Linked DNA regions of Homo sapiens: region 2 is linked to region 1. The links are chromatin loops, found by intact Hi-C in ENCODE. Cell type or tissue: thyroid gland. All regions are shown on one strand. Links, peaks and the distances in the headings refer to the core of each region. The heading gives the core; the rest is flanking DNA.

The links. Peaks named below come from ENCODE experiments on the same cell type or tissue, not always from the same donor. Only the 100,000 strongest peaks of a DNase experiment are listed, where the experiment ranks them.
Region 2: a loop joins it to region 1, with 4 times the contacts of the local background. A loop is called at or near these places in 37 of 110 quality-filtered maps.

The regions. Positions count from the first base shown.
Region 1 is chr1:161,228,090-161,236,419 of GRCh38, forward strand. It overlaps TOMM40L (translocase of outer mitochondrial membrane 40 like), which reads left to right. Exons shown (of 10, transcript NM_032174.6): 7 at 97-219; 8 at 339-415; 9 at 626-728; 10 at 867-2,657. The coding sequence ends at 1,006. NR1I3 (nuclear receptor subfamily 1 group I member 3) reads right to left here. Exons shown (of 9, transcript NM_005122.5): 3 at 7,758-7,888; 4 at 5,080-5,249; 5 at 4,718-4,857; 6 at 3,240-3,385; 7 at 3,028-3,144; 8 at 2,724-2,829; 9 at 1,580-1,837. The coding sequence ends at 1,708. Among named protein-coding and RNA genes, the nearest start is that of MIR5187, 5.1 kb to the left of the region's middle. In thyroid gland, for the core only: no CTCF peak of the experiment used is centred there; no DNase peak of the experiment used is centred there.
Region 2 is chr1:161,363,716-161,372,045 of GRCh38, forward strand. CFAP126 (cilia and flagella associated protein 126) reads right to left here and starts at 4,161. Exons shown (of 5, transcript NM_001013625.4): 1 at 4,127-4,161; 2 at 2,724-2,786; 3 at 2,483-2,563; 4 at 1,811-1,987; 5 at 1,018-1,435. The coding sequence starts at 4,153. The coding sequence ends at 1,250. RefSeq lists an enhancer at 1,464-1,966. In thyroid gland, for the core only: a CTCF peak has its summit at 4,290; a DNase peak (open chromatin) is centred at 4,206; H3K27ac peaks cover 533 bases.

The DNA.
Region 1 (8,330 bases), core at 1-8,000:
TTCTTGGGCAGGCTGGGGTGGCGGTTATTGGGAGTGAGGGAGCAGGTCTGGATATTGTCTCTATGACTGACTCCATGTCTCCCCATTCCCCCACAGTGATCATGGTTGCTCACTTCCTGCAGAGCCTCACTCATCGGCTGGTGCTGGGAGGAGAGCTAGTTTATCACCGGCGGCCAGGCGAAGAGGGGGCCATCTTGACACTGGCTGGGAAGTACTCGGGTATGGGGCGAAGTGAAGTAGTGGTGGTGGTGGGGGGCAATTCTGGACTTTTCTGGGGTTCCTGGCCTGTGTCATACTACAGTTAACACTCCTTCCCCTCTGTACTTTGGATTTTACAGCTGTACACTGGGTAGCTACATTGAATGTGGGATCAGGCGGGGCCCATGCAAGTTACTACCACAGGGCAAATGAACAGGTGAGACCTCTGATCTCATTCCCTCCTTGTCAGCAAGTCAGTCATGAACTTCTGTTCATCTGGACCTCTATCGCCCTGCTGACCTATTTTTCTTCCTACCACGCTGTGTATATATTTACATGCATGCCTCCATTCTGCTGATTCCCCATCAGGACCCTTCTGGTCTTCACTGATACTGATCTCTCTCTCATCCTTGCCCATGGTTCTCAGGTTCAGGTTGGAGTGGAGTTTGAGGCAAACACAAGGCTACAAGACACAACATTCTCCTTTGGTTACCACCTGACTCTGCCCCAGGCCAACATGGTATTTAGAGGTGAGGGTTATTGGGAGACATTTGGCTATCCTGAGGAATGGGGGATGCAGAGGAGGGAGGGAAGCTCGACCTTACTTCTGGTGACTATTTCCTCCAATCCCTGTTAAATAATCTAGTGGGTATTCTCTCCCCCAACAGGCTTGGTGGATAGTAACTGGTGTGTAGGTGCTGTGCTGGAGAAGAAGATGCCCCCTCTGCCTGTCACCCTAGCCCTTGGAGCCTTCCTCAATCACTGGCGCAACAGATTCCATTGTGGCTTCAGCATCACTGTGGGCTGAGGTTGTCCAGAGCCAGCCCCCACAGCAGCTGGAACCTCTGAGTCAGGTGCCCTAGGGCCAAAGACTAGGCCCCTCTTCAGAGCCCACCTTGCTGGGTGATCTCTAGGACCCAGGAGCAGAGTGGTGGACAGGACCATGCCCTCCTCAGAACTGGAGCTGCCACAGGGGCAGTTGATGAGGCAGAGGTTTGAGGATCCCCCCTCTGCTACCAGCCCCAGTATCACCTTCCCCATGCTCTTGTGGCTGTGGACTAAGGGAGAAGGATTAAGGGGTATGGCTGAATTCCCCCGGCACCCCTTGCCCTCAGGCTTCCTTCTTCCTTTCCCTTTGGTTAATCCTGCATGGGATTAGCTGACCATCCTGTTTTCCATCCCAGAGCCTCCCAAGGCTGGGAAAGTAGGGCTGAAGGGCTAGATGTTTGGTCTCAGGAAGTGGGGCCCACCCATTCCCAGAAGGAGCTTCTTTACCTCTTAGCCCTGAGGTTTCCTCCTTCCCATCTTCTGTGCTTCCAGAGAACAACTTTGTTCCTATGGTCACCCCCACTATCCCCATGACCGCATGAAGAGGCAGTTATTGCTTTAGTCTTTCATTGCAACCACTGGGCTCCCTTTGAACCCGGCCCAATCTTTGGTCCCAGCATTTTCCCACTCCAGTGTATCCAGGGTGTTCCAGGTGAGCTGGGGAAGGAAGTGAGCATGGCCTCAGCTGCAGATCTCCTGGAGCAGCGGCATCATGGCAGACAGGCCCTGGATGTGCTGGATTTGGTACCCGTAGGCCTCATTAATGCTCCGGAGCTCAGCCAGCAGGCCTAGCAACTTCGCATACAGAAACCTTTGGAGGAAGTAGTGGGGTTGCCAGGAAAACAGGAGGGAAATAAGGCAGTTGGGAGTCTTGTCTCTAGGCCCTGATCCCCTGAACTATTCCTCAGTGAAGCCAGGTCTGAACATTAGAGAAAATCATGCTCTGGTATGACAGACTATCAGAGGTTCCAAAGGTCCTCCAGGGGGCCTCGGTCTGACACTGTCTTCTCTCACCATGCTCAGTTTTTTCTGAACCCAGAGCTCTGAGAGCCGAGTGTGAAGAAAGCTCCAGACTTGGCCAGAACTCCAACCATGTGGAATCTGAGGGCCTGGCCTTCTAGAGCAGGTTCTAGAAGGTGGATGTGTTCTATGGTATAAAGCATCCCCTTTCTGGCCAAACTAGCTCTTGGAGGAACGAGCAAAACAGAAGCGGTGCATACCTCAGAGCCTGGATAAATCACAGACTATTGAACCTGGAACTGGCTTTGACCATGAAACTGTGAATGGCCCTAACTTCAAGGGAAATGAGAAATCGAAGGAATTGGCCCAATGGCGAGGAGAGGAAAGGCCAAGGGAAGAGAAAAGTCTGCGTTAGTCTGGAGAAGTTGGACTAGTGAGGTAATGGATGTCATCAATCTCAGGAATGCTATTACCCAGAGCCTCTGAGCTACTACTTTGCATCTGTACTGAATAAAAAAAAAATCTGGAAAAAGTGAGATGAAACAGCAGTATCCAAATACAGCAATTTGGATGCTGAAACGATGTGAGACAGGGATGGCCAGGGGGAAGGACTAGACCCCACGATACCTGAATTCCCTAAGGAAAGGACAGTAAAAAAACATTCCTCCCAAGCTCAATGTTTCACCAACCCCTTCCTGCCCTGGTGTGGCCTCCAAGCCCTCAGTGTCCCACCGTACCGATCCCGGGGCCTTCGCTGCTGGCCCTTGATGTAGCTTTGCAGAGTCAGTGCCATCTCCTCTTGCAGCTGATCAATCTCATCTCTCTGGGTAACTCCAGGTCGGTCTGTAAGATAGGGAGCTGGGAAGGACAAGTTGGGTGGCAGGGGTGGGCCTGCGTGGTGCCCCGGGGACTGAGGCTGGGATAGACCTAGTCTGCAGGTTTGATAGCTAGGCTAGAAGGCCTGGGTGGATGGACTCAAGGAGCTGAGTATTTGGGCAGAGGTGGTGCAGCAAAAGGCTCTGGGCTTTGGGAGGTGCTCACCAGGAGAGAAGAGGGCCATGGCAGCCAAGAGCACATACTCAGGCTCTTGGAGCTGCAGTTTTCGTAGTGTTCCATGGAAGTGAAAGAGCAACTCCAAAAACTCTACCTGGAACCCCACTGTGGGAGATACTAGGATTAGGAGCCTCTAGGTCACCTGACCACATCCTGTACCATGAGGACACATGCCCCCTATTGCTCTAGCACCATCTCACCACGGGCTCCATCTTCAATTGTGTAGCGAAGAGGCCCGCAGAGGAAGTTTTGTGTTTGGAGACAGAAAGTGGTATTGAGTACGATGTGACAGATTTCCACAGCTGCTCCCTTGAGAAGGGAGATCTGGTCTTCAATGGGCAGGGAACTGTGGAAAGCAGGAAACAAGGACACTTTTCAATTTTTTTTTTTCTGAGACAGAGTCTCACTGTCACCCTGGCTGGAGTGCAGTGGCGTGATCTCTGCTCACTGTAACCTCTGCCTCCTGGGTTCAAGCAATTCTCCTGCCTCAGCCTCCCAAGTAGCTTGGATTACAGGCGTGTGCCACCATGCCTGGCTGATTTTTTGTATTTTTAGTAGAGACGGGTTTTCACCATGTTGGCCAGGCTGGTCTCCAACTACTGACCTCAGGTGATCCACCTGCCTTGACCTCTCAAAGTGCTGGGATTACAGGCATGAGCCACTGCACCCGGCCCACTTTTTAATTTTTTGTTTGTTTATATGTTTTTATTTTTTGTAAAGATGGAGTCTTACTATGTTGCCCAGGGTGGTCTCGAACTCCTAGGCTCAAGCAGTCCTCCTGCCTTGGCCTTCCAAAGTGCTGGGATTATAGGTGTGAGCCACTGTGCCCAGCCGACAAGGGCACCTTATTATTATTCTTATTAATTAATTTATTTTTGAGACAGAGTGTTGCTCTGTCACCCAGGCTGGATGTAGTGGCCTGATCTCGGCTACAGCAAACCTCCGCCTCCTGGGTTCAAGTGATTCTTCTGCCTCAGCCTCCTGAGAAGCTGGGATTATAGGCGCCCACCACCACACCCAGCTAAGTTTTGTATTTTTAGTAGAGACGGATTTCACCATGTTGGCCAGGCTGGTCTCAAATTCCTGAGCTCAAGTGATCCACCCACCTTGGCCTCTCAAAGTGCTGGGATTACAGGCATGAGCCACCGTGCCTGGCCTATTATTATTATTTTTAGCTTTCATTTTTTGAGACAGAGTCTCACTCTGTCACCCAGGCTGGAATGCAGCGGTGCTATCTGAGCTCACTGCAGCCTCAACCTCCTGGGCTCAAGTGATCCTCCCACTTCAGCTTCCTGAGTACCTGGGACTACAGGCACCCACCATCATGCCCAGCTAATTTTTGTATTTTTTGTAGAGTTGGGGTTTTGTCATGTTGCTGAGGCTGGTCTCAAACTTCTGGACTCAAGCGATCTGCCAGCCTCCGCCTCCCAAAGTGCTGGGATTACTAGTGTGAGCCACTGCGCGGCACCTCAAGGGCACTTTAGATGCAAGCCTGTACTTCAGAGATGGAGAAGAACTCCCAGTTCTGATTGGCACATTTAAAACCAAAGCTGGGAATTCAAGACCTAATGCTTGGAAAGGCTGACGCATGTGATAATTTGTAGTCAGTGACTTTTCGGGGTGGATATACAATTTACTGAAGTGTTTGCCTCCTGAAAGATGAGGGGAGGTCACTCACCGGAAGACGGGCAGGTCCTTAGTAAACTTGATGACTTGCAGTACCATGAAAGTGTTGATGTCTGCGAAGTGTGTGACCAGAGGCAGCACAGGGGCCAGGGTGGGCAAGGGCTGGTGATGGATGAACAGATGAGCTGGAGGCTGCAATGATCAGAACATTAGCTAGAGGCTCTGGCCCTAGGGCCCTCCTTTAGGCCTCGCCAGCCTTATCTTGGAAGAGTTCCTTGCTGAGAAGCCTGCTCAGGCTGGGGTTCTGGAGATCTGTTCTCAGTATCAGTGCATGGCATACACCCCTCTCCTTCAGACCAGCATTTTTGGGTGCCCTTTTAGTTGTATTCCAACCCAAATCCTGTCGGTGCTCACCCTAAACTGCACAAACTGTTCAAACATGGTGCCCATGTGGCGGGTGTGGGCCCCCAGGAGTGTCCGGATCAGCTCTTCTTGCTCCTTACTCAGTTGCACAGGTGTTTGCTGTGCCCGCCGCTGGGCCTGCTTTGCTCGCCGCAATGCCAGGGCTTCTGCCGACAGTATCACTGTGCCAGGCAAGAGATCATGACAAAGCTGTTGAGACCAGCAGAGCATTTCTCTCTGCTGGTCCCTGATCTGGGGCCCCTCAGCTGCCCTGCACAACGAAGGATGGGGGCAGTGGGGGGAATTCCTGAGACTTTCTTGGGCTTGGCTAAAGTCCTAGAGGCTCCAGGAGGCAGGGGGCTCCTATACACTTCCACCAACCTGTGAAGAACTGCAGCAGAAAACTGCACTGTGGGGGAGAAGGGAAGGGTGGCGAGGAAAGTATGAAAGATGTGAGGAAAGGTGCGAGGGCTTTTGGGGAAACAGTGTAGAGGGAGGGGTCTTCATACCTAGAACATCACTTTATATGATGTTTTCAAATAATCCTTCAAAAATAATCAAATAATCCTTTCAAATAAACCTTTATCTGATGTTTTAGCAAAATTTCAAAACTTCTGAGGTTAAATCCCACTGAATGAAACAACCCCAGGATAGGCAGGGCTGGTATTCATCATATATATATGTGTGTGTGTGTGTGTGTGTGTGTGTGTGTGTGTGTGTGTGTGTGTGTGTATATGTGTGTGTATATATATGTGTATATATGTATATATATGTGTATACATGTATATATGTGTATATATGTGTATATATATGTGTATATATATATTTTTTTGTTTGTTTTGTTTTGTTTTGAGATGGAGTCTGTCACTCTGTCGCCCAGGCTGGAGTGCAATGGAGCAATCTCGGCTCACTGCAACCTCTGCCCCCTGGGTTCAAGCAATTCTCCCTGCCTCAGCCTCCTGACTAGCTGGGATTACAGGCACCCACCATCACGCCCTGCTAATTTTTTTTTTTTTTTGTATTTTTAGTAGAGACGGGGTTTCACCATGTTGGCCAGGCTGGTCTCGAACTCCTGACCTCAAGTGATCCACTCACCTCGGCCTCCCAAAGTGCTGGGATTACAGGCGTGAGCCACTGCACCCAGCCCAATCACATTTTTTAGAAATGTGGACAGGCTTAGATTCTGGTGACAGAACCAAGGTCACAAAATAAGTAATATAGATTGAATTCAAACCAAAATCTTTTGACTTCTGCAAAAGATCCAAGATCAAACCAAGATCTTGAATTCAGACCAAGATCCTTTGACTTCTACAGTTTCCTTTCATTCTTCCATAGTGAGAATCGTGTGATATGGAAAAAGCAAGAGTTTGGGAGTCAGGTAAACTTGAGTTTGAATACTGACTGTACAACTTCTTCTTCCTTCTTCTTTTCCTAGAGAGGACATCTCACTCTGTTGACCAGGCTGGTCTTGAATTCCTGACCTCAACAATCCTCTTGTCTCAGCCTTCCAAAGTGCTGGGATTAGAGGTGTGAGCCACCGTGCTCGGCCTGCACAAGTTTTTAGTTGAATTAACTTGGGCAAATTAACTTCCGTGAGCCCCAGTTACATCCTCCTTTGGGAGCATAGCACAGTTACCTGGCACAGAGAAAGCATTAATTAAGTTATTGAGCACCTACTAGGTGACAGGCACTATACTCAACAGATAGAAAATAAAAAACACACCTGTAATCTGAGCACTTTGGGAGGCGGAGGTGGGCAGATCGCCTGAGGCCAGGAGTTTGAGACCAGCGTGGTCAACATGGTGAAAGCTCATCTCTACTAAAAATACAAAAAATTAGCTGGGTGTGGTGGCACATGCCTGTAATCCCAGCTATGCAGGAGGCTGAGGCAGGAGAATCACTTGAACGCAGGAGGCGGAGGTTGCAGTGAGCCGAGATGGCGCCACTGCACTCCAGCCTGGGCAACAGAGTATGAGACTCTATCAAAAAAAATAGAAAGAAAAGAAAAGACAAGACTAGCCATGTGGCTATCTAGGAGAAAAGCATTTCAGGTAGAGGAAATGGCAAGTGGAAAAGCCTTGGGGAAGAGTGCGCTTGGTGTTTTTTTTTTTTTTTTTTTTTTTTTTGAGTCGGAATCTGGCTCTGTCACCCAGGCTGGAGTGCAGTGGCGCGATCTCGGCTCACTGCAAGCTCCGCCTCCCGGGTTCACGCCATTCTCCTGCCTCAGCCTCCCGAGTAGCTGGGACTACAGGCGCCCGCCACTACGGCCGGCTAATTTTTTTTGTATTTTTTTAGTAGAGACGGGGTTTCACTGTGTTAGCCAGAATGGTCTCGATCTCCTGACCTCGTGATCCGCCTGCCTCGGCCTCCCAAAGTGCTGGGATTACAGGCGTGAGCCACCGCGCCCGGCCTGGTGTTTCTAAGAATGACAGTGAAGTCAGTGTGGCTAGAATTGGTTGAGTAAAGGGGGAAGAGTATGAAATAAAGTCTGAAAGGTGTTGTGGGAGAGCTAGATCATGAGATCACGTACTTTGAGATGGGGAGCCATTGGATGTCTTGAGTGAATAGTGACATAATCCAACTAGTTTCAAAAAGAGTACTGTGCCTGCTATGTAGAGAATGCACTGTTGGGAACAAGGACAAAGACAGACGCAGTCAATGGATTCTTGAGATGTAGGGGGCCAACTCACTGTCTTTCCTCATGCCAGCATCTAAGCACTTCTGCAACCTGCAGGCTGGGCAGTGGCGCCTCTGAGTCTTGCTGACTTCACAGCTTCCAGCAAAGGGGCAGGTGGGACCAATGCTTTTGCTGACTGTTCTCCTGTGAGACACAGAGATGTTGTTAGAGTCTGGGATGCAATGGATAGGTGAGGGGCTGAGATGACATGGTCTAAAAGACCTGGGAATCTGGTGAAATGGACTAATCTGAGCTGTGCCCAAAGGTCCCCAGGGGTGGATAGTATCCAACACATCTCAAGCATTTCCATGGCAACACAGGATCACTCCAGAAAGCCTAGTTGATGTAGTACTAGCTAGGTGCTTCACAGGCAGTGGGTACATAATAAATGCTCTTGACTAATGGGCTGTGTCCATCAGACAAACATTCAGCTTTCCCTCTGTTATGCCACCAGTTTATACAGTGATGTGTTTGGCAAGATGTAGGATGCCAGCCACAGGGTAGTTAGACTCTAAGATAAAGGAGTAATGTAGCTGGACAGGCTTGGGCACCAGCGAGGGTGTAAAGGCTGACTAATAGGGAGTTT
Region 2 (8,330 bases), core at 268-8,267, 140 kb after region 1:
AGGCATGCTGTTTTGATAGTTTTTGGGAACTCTGGAATAAGAGACTTATCTCATCTGTCACTTCGAGTTGTTGGCCAGCCAGTTAAAGCTGTGGGTCGAAGAGGGGAAATGTTAACTGGCTGGTGTCAATTGGATAGGAAGACCTTAGTTAAGGTGGGGACCCGCTGTTTTAACAGTCTTCATTCAGGGTCCCAAATAGTATTTGGCTTTAAGTAATGATTGGTTTTCCCTTTTTACTAGAGGGGCCCTGGGAAGTCCTTGTACCTTTCCTCCATTTTAAACCAGCTGTTCTCTACTTTGTCCTTGGAATGAGGGACAAGTGATCATGACAGAACACTTTGTCATTGGGACTGGGAAAGGTTTGGCAAGGGCATTAAATTTAACAGCCAGTGCCAGGAAAATATAAAATGGGGTCAATGATAAACAGCTGTTAGAGGCTGGAAAATGGGTAGGGCAGTTGAATTTTTTGGTGGTTTCGTACCATTTGGGTGATTGAAGCATGGTAGTGGGTGGGTGGGGGGTGTGACAGAGCATCATGTTTGTTATTCTGCCTTAAATTTCTACTTACTGTCTTTTTCTTCTCTGTCTTCCAATCACTTTAATATCTTCAATTTTCAAACTATATTTGTACTTGGGCTTAGATAGAAAGTCTTACACAAGCATAGTATCTTCTACTTTGGTTTTCCCTACCTTTTCTTCCCCACCTTCTCCAAACACACATATACATACTCTACTCAATTCTATTTCTGATTTTGTAGTTGTTAGTTGTCCATGCTCAGGATAAAAAATGAGTGGGTAGGGTTGAGGGACTGGTTCTTTGAGGTTCTGCCCTTTTTCCATGATTCAGACCAACTTTCTCTTGGTCATTTCTGGAGTATAACTGACTCAATTCTTGTAAAAATGTGTTCCACCCAAACCACTGTATGTTCTTTTCCCTACTTTATTTTCTCCTACCTTCCTTCTCCTAATTGTGTTACAAGAGGCAGCCATAGCAAGAATGGAAAATCCAGATCAGTAAAAGATTCAACAAAAAAAAGTTTATTTTCCAAATTTGCTTTTACTCCCACCCCAAAATTTCCCTGTTTCACAGTTCTGACTGGGGGCTCTTGTTTATTTCACTGAGTCGCTATACGGGTTTTTCAGTGTGTGGCCACTTGGTCCATATGAAGTTCCAGGTTTGTATTTCTGGACCTCAGCTAGATTAGGCCCTGCCCAGAGTTCTAGCATACGTGGACTTCCAGGTGGGCTCTTAGGATTTGGCTGGTCTTTGGGGACCTGGAGTATGACCTGCAGAGGGGTGTGAGCTTTGGAGTTCATCTGGGGAATTGAGGTTGGCAGCTGGGGAGCTTGGAATTATGGTTGGACTTCGTGCTTGTTGTACAGTCTTTGTGATAGACTTCTTTCTGAGTTTCTTCTGACTGTCTGGATCATGGGGCTGTCAGTGATAAGAGTGGGAGAGATAGTCATGTCTCTGGTCAGGCCCGGATCATTCCTAATGCACCTCAGGATTCTAACTCCCTTTCTCCCCATACCATGGGCAGTAGATCAAGTTTCAAATAAGAAAAGTTAAATTTGATTTCTCTAACCACCCTCCCCCACCTTGAGATTAGATCATTTTCTACTGTTGGGGGTATGATGTCCTTAGCCCATCCCTTCAGGCCTCAGAAGGTGATTAAGGACTAGTCAAGATAAGACAAATTGGTTAGAGGTCCCCCATGCTGGGATAGTGGTGGCATAACAATAGACATTTTTTGAGGTTGAAAAGAAATTGAGACTACAGGGTTTTGGGTTAGATGGGAAGAATAGATACCTTGCCTAAGATTTCAGGACACAGCCCATTGGAGGCCTTGAGTAAATCAGGATTTTTCTGTATCCATTTGGTGAGGGAGGCAGCACCAGCAGTTGTACGGGAGGTCAGGGTCACCCGAGCAGGGGGTATCTTCAGAGGCATTTGCCAGGTGCCCATGAAGGAACCCCAAGGATTTGCCTAAAAATGAAAAGGGATTCCTCAGTAGGGCTTCTCACTCCCAGTAACTGACTTAGACCTCTGTATTATTTCCTTTCTTTACCTTTAGGAATGCATGGTTATGAAACAAGACTGAAAGCATAATCTTCCCACCCTTCCTTATCCCCCTCCCTCATTTAGGCTTTGCAGGCCTAATTTTTTCATCCCCTTTACTCTGCCAACTTAAATTCCACATCCTTAGGCCGAGTGTGGCAAAGGAGTACCCACTGCACAAATGTCATCACCTGAAGGCTTTCATTTATACAGATCATTGATCAATTTAAGAACTTCTGAAGGGTGCTAAACACAACTCTATCCTGCTGGGTAAGCTGGCCGGAAGTTCAGGGGCTCTCACATTACAACATGAATTAGATTAAACTTTAATTTTCCCGATAATGGCTGTGAGAGACTGCACATCTCCCAGTTCTGTGCCTTAATTATTTGACTTTCTTGATAGGAGTGAAGATAGTATCTCACCTTGGAACGGGGCACAGAAGGCAGTAGATGACCACGATCGTTGGCAATAATTTGAGTGTAGCCTTCATGAGAAGAGATGCTCTGGGGTACAAGTGGGAGAGATAAAGGTTTGTGAGGGGAAAAAGGGAAGTATTTGGGGAGCTTGGTCAGAGAAGGATATGGGAGTTTAGAGAATGCTAAAAGGAGTTAATTGACAGGGAGAGCATGAGGCTATCTTGTAGGTGCACTGAACATGGAATACCTCTTTTGTTGGCTTAGTGGGAGACCAGTTCTGCAGATACTTGGATGAGAAAGCCTTTTCATACTGTGGAGAGAAAGATAAGTAGCCCTATGAGACTTCAAGGCCCCAAACCCAGGAAATGAAGACTAGGCACAATTCTTTAGATTTGAAGACCAAAGGCCTGACCAACCATGTAGGCTTTAAGTCACTATGACAAGGGTGTAATTTGTTTGGTCTAGATGTGTGCTGTCCAGCATGGAGCCGGGAGCCACATGGAGCTGTTGAGCACCTGAAATATGACTAGTTCAAATTGAGGTGCTTTGTAAATATGAAATATGCTGAATTTTTAAGTTTTTTTCTTTTCTTTTTTTTTTTGAGATAGGATCTTGGTCTGCCACCTGGGTTGGAGTCAGTGGCATGATCCTAGCTCACTGCAGCCTTGGACACCTGGGTTCAAGCGATCCTCCTCCCTCAGACTCACAGGTAGCTGGGACTACAGGTGCATGCCACCATGTCCAGCTAATTTTTAAATTTACTTGTAGAGACGAGGTCTCACCATATTGCCCAGGGTGGTCTCAAACCCCTGGCCTCAAGCGATCCTTGTGCCTCAGCCTCCCAAAGTGTTGGGATTACAGACGTGAGCTACAACACCCAGCAGGTTTTGGAGATTTAGTACAAAAAAAGAACGTAAAATGTCTGATTATAATTTTTTAAATACTGATTAAATGTTGAAATAATATTTGGATTTATTGGGTTAAATTCAATATATTTAAATTTTATGTTTTAATTTTTTCATGTAGCTACTAGAAAATTTAAAATTACATTTGTGGGTCGCACTCTTTTTGTTGGGCAGCACTGGTCTAGATCAGGAGTTGGTAAACTATGGCCTATGGGCCATATCCATATTGCTGCCTGTTTGGGGATGGCCTGAGAGTAAGGGTGATTTTTATAGATGAACATTTACAATTGATTCAGTCAAATGGAACACTAACTTTGAATCCCAGTTAAGTGAAATGTTTTCTCAACCCCCAAAATTCCATTATTTTCATTAGTAGTACAAAAAATTGTACTCAGTTATATTTTGAATTTGTCAAAAATGTTATGGAAAAATGTTTTTCTTTAATTATGCAAGTAGCTACAGAATATTTTTGACTTTGCCACTTGGCCTGCAAAGCCTAAAATTTTTACACTCCGCCCTTTTACAGAAAAAAAATTGCCAACTTCTGGTTTACACCCTACAAATTTAACCAAGAGATACCTTTGGATCGCCCCTGGGCTCTCTCTATCCCTGAGGAGGTAAAATATTATCTCACTCCACTCTCAGCTATCTGTTCAAAGATCAGAATCCTATGAGAGGGGACAGTCCAAAGATAGAATCTGAAAAACAAAAGTAAACGTTAAAGAAATGGAGAATGGGAACTTACCTGGTTGGCACTGTAGTTAGTGGCCATGATCTTGTGCTGTTTACACTCGTTGCTTGGCAACTGCAGAAGGCCGACCTCCTGGGACTACCAATGAGCAGAGGCTGCCTTTCTCTTCTGCTTATTATTATTCACTTCCTTGGCTCACACTGCCCCCATTTGTTTTCTCTGGAACTTAGATTCATTTTTATTTTACAGACGGGAAAGACTGAGTAAATGTGAGAAAATTAGCTGAATAGCCACTACTTTTTTTCTGGCATAACCTACCCCTGCTTAAGAACTTCCACGGGCCTTTGATTGGGGTTTTTAACCACTTTAACAAACCATGTAACCCTGAGAGCTATGCTTGTTGGACAACATGGTGTAATGTACCACAGGCTGTAGAGCCAGATACTGGGGTTTGAATCCTTATTCAACATGGGAACATAGGAGCTATATGACATTAAACAACTGTCTTGTCTTCACTAAATTTCTATCAACTCATTTGTATTGTGGGGATAATAGAGCCTGCTTTTACAGGGTAAGTGAGATAAAATGAATAAAGTGTCTAGACAATATCATAGCATAGTAGGTATTCAATCCTGGTGAGATCCTGTTTATAAGGCCCACTACTTTGTCTTATCAGGCAGAATAACAAAGGAACAATATTTAAAAAGCAACTAGCTCAAATCTGTCCCCAGAAGGAAAAACATATCTTGTCCTTGGTCCTTAAAAAATTTCCTCTGTCACTGTCTAGAATCAGCACCTAAGAACACAGGCGTTTAGTGTTGACTGGAATAAAATGGAATCGGGTGCTGGTGCAGGGAGATTGAGCAGGGATGAAGAGAGAAAATCACAGAGTGGAAAGGATCAGGTTTGGAGAGTTCAATGGGGGGCTGCCAGGACATAAGCCTAATATGTGTGGGACAAGGAAACCCCTCTGAAACTCATAAAATGGTATTGTAATACCCATCTATGAGGTGGTTAGGAGAATTAATAAGTAAGTAGAACTGTGCTTTGTGAATTGTAAAGTGAATTTATATATAAGGTGTCAAGATGAAAGGGAAAAACTAAGAAATAAGTTGCCCAAAGATATCATTAGGACCAGGAGACCATTATAAAGTATATCCAGGCCGGGCACGGTGGCTCATGCCTGTAATCCCAGCACTTTGGGTGGCCGAAGCAGACGGATCACAAGGTCAGGAGTTCGAGACCAGCCTGGCCAACATGGAGAAACCCTGTCTCTACTAAAAATACAAAAAATTAGCCAGGCATGGTGGTGCATGCCTCTAATCCCAGCTACTCGGGAGGCTGAGGCAGGAGAATTGCTTGAACCCGGGAGGCGGAGGTTGCAATGAGCAGAGATCATGCTACTACTGCACTTCAGCCTGGGCGACAGCGTGAGACTCCGTCTCAAAAAATAAAAAATAAATAAAGTATATCCATCAGTCCCTTCTCTTTTCCTTCTTCCCCCAAAATCCTCATCTTAACCAACACACCAAGTATAAGAGCACTCCTATGCTTCTGCAGATGGAGGGAAGAACAGCTCTTGTTTTATAGGCTCTGGAGTTAATACCTGGATAATGTGAGATCTGGAAAGATAACTCATGAGCTTAGTCCCTGTGGTTCTTATCACTCTCTAGAGAAGAGTTCTTTAAGGACCAAGGACTATCTTTGCTCTAGGATATCCATTTTGGCCCTTTAATCTGCAATGATAGGCTAGCATTATTTCTCTTAGAATTTGTCTTCAGTTGGTATGCCTCCCTCTGCCTTTCTGATAGGAATGTAATGATAAATGATGACTGCACTCATTTTTAAAAGTTAACCAGTTTTTGTTCAATTGAAAAAGTAATGTACATGGAAAAAATTTCATGTTTACAGGATGTTCAGTGAAAAGCAAATCTCCATTTGATTTCAACTCTCAGTCTTGCTCCTCAGGGCAACTGCTGTTACTCATTTCTTGTGTCTCCTTCCAGAAATCTTCTCTGCATACAAACACTAATGAGAGAGCTGTCCACATTGCTTTTTGATTTGCTTTTTGACTATCTTGGGGATTATGTTTTTATCATAATATTCCATTTTGGGATGCACCATAGTTTGTTCAGACCCATATGGATGACCATTTAGTTTATTTATAGTCTTTTGCTAATAAGGACATTGCTGTAATGAAAAATCCCTATGTATCTTTATGAATATGTATGTATGTATTTTTATGTACATATGTGATCTGTAGGATAAATGTTTTAAAGTACATTGCAAAGTCAAAAGGGTTTGTGCATTTAAAATAAGTAGATAGGCCGGGTGCGGTGGCTCACATCTGTAATCCCAGCACTTTGGGAGGCTGAGGCGGGCGATCACGAGGTCAGGAGATCGAGACCATCCTGGCTAACATGGTGAAACCCCATCTCTACTAAAAATACAAAACATTAGCTGGGCGTGTGGCGGGGGCCTGTAGTCCCAGCTACTCAGGAGGCTGAGGCAGGAGAATGGCGTGAACCCAGGAGGCGGAGCTTGCAGTGAGCCACGATCGCGCCACTGCAGTCCAGCCTGGGAGACAGAGCGAGACTCCGTCTCAAAAATAAATAAATAAATAAAATAAAATAAGTAGATAATGTCAAATTACCACTGAAAGACATTGTGCCAGTTTGTACTTCTACCAGTGGTGTATGATGGCGTATGAGTGCCTAGTTCTCTGCTTTCTTTTCAACATCATCGTTTTTTCTTTTTTTTTCAGTTTAAACCAATTTTAATTGAACTAATAGAATTGAACTAATAGAACTAATTGATTGAACTAGTAGAACTAATGTTAACTGAGCAGTTACTATATACATGCCAGGCACAGTTCTAATTGCTTTACTACATTTTCTCATTTAGTTCTCAACCCAACCAAGGAAACTGGAGAATACACAGTGAGGAGTAGAGCCAGGATTTAATCCCAAGTATTCTGACTCTAGAGCCAGCAGTTTTAACCATTATATCATATTGCTTGTTAAGCTGTAGGTTAAACATGGTATATAATTTTATTTTTTGTTTTTGTTTTGAGACGGTCTCCCTGCCGCCTAAGCTCTGGAGTGCAGTGGTTCCATCAATATCCTGAGGTCAAGCAATCCTCCCACCTTAGCCTCCCAAGTAGTTGGGAGTATAGGCATGAGCTACCATGCCCAGCTAATTTAAAAAAACAAATTTTTTTTAAGAGATAGGGTCTTAACTATATTGTTCCTCTTGTCTTGAATTCATGGCCTCAAGTGATTCTTCGACCTCTGGAAGTGTTGAGATTACAGGCACGAGCCACCACACCCACCCAACATGGTATATCATTGTTTTAAATTTGCATTTCTTTAATTAGGGTGTTTTTATATGTGTATAAACTGTTTTTATTTTAATTTTTTTCCCTGAAAATGGCCTTTAATGTATTTTGCCACTTACTATTGGGCTGTTGACTTTTTTTTTTGAAACCAGTCCTCCCTCTGTCACCCAGGCTGGAGTGCAGTGGCATCATCTTGGTTCACTGTAACTTCTGCCTCTCAGGTCCAAACAATCCTCCCACCTCAGCCTCCCGAATAACTGGAACTACAGGGATGCACCACCACACCCAGCTGATTTTTTAATTTTTTTTGTAGAGATGGGATTTTGCCATGTTGCCCAGGCTGGTTTTGAACTCCTGGGCTCAAGCCATCTGCCCACCTCAGCTTCCCAAAAAGCTGGGATTACAGGCTTGAGCCACTGCACCCAGCCTGTTGATCATGTTCATTAATCTGTTTGAACTCCATATATTAAGGAAATTAGTCCTTTGTCAAATATGTTGCAAATATTCCCTCCAATTTGTCACTTACTTTCATTTTGTTGGTGGTTTTTCTGTTTTGTTGTTGTTTTTCTGTGGGTTTTTTTTTTTTTTTTTGCCATGGACATGTTTTTAGTACTTATGTAGTAGTCAGATGTATTACTCATTTTTTCTGTGCTCTGGATCTTATGCTTTGAATGGCTTTTTGTGAATTCCAATATTTTAAAAATAATTTACCCCTAGCTTCAGTTCTTACATTTAAATATTTGTTCCTTCTGGAATTTTAGTGAATGTGGACAAGGTTATGCTTCAGTTGCCTTAACTAGTTGCCTTGGCATCATTAATAAGTTTTCTTTTCCTCTACTGATTTGAAATGCCATTTTTAATGTATTCCCTAACATATTTGGGTCTGTTTCTGGATCCTCTAACCCACTGTTCTAGAGAGAA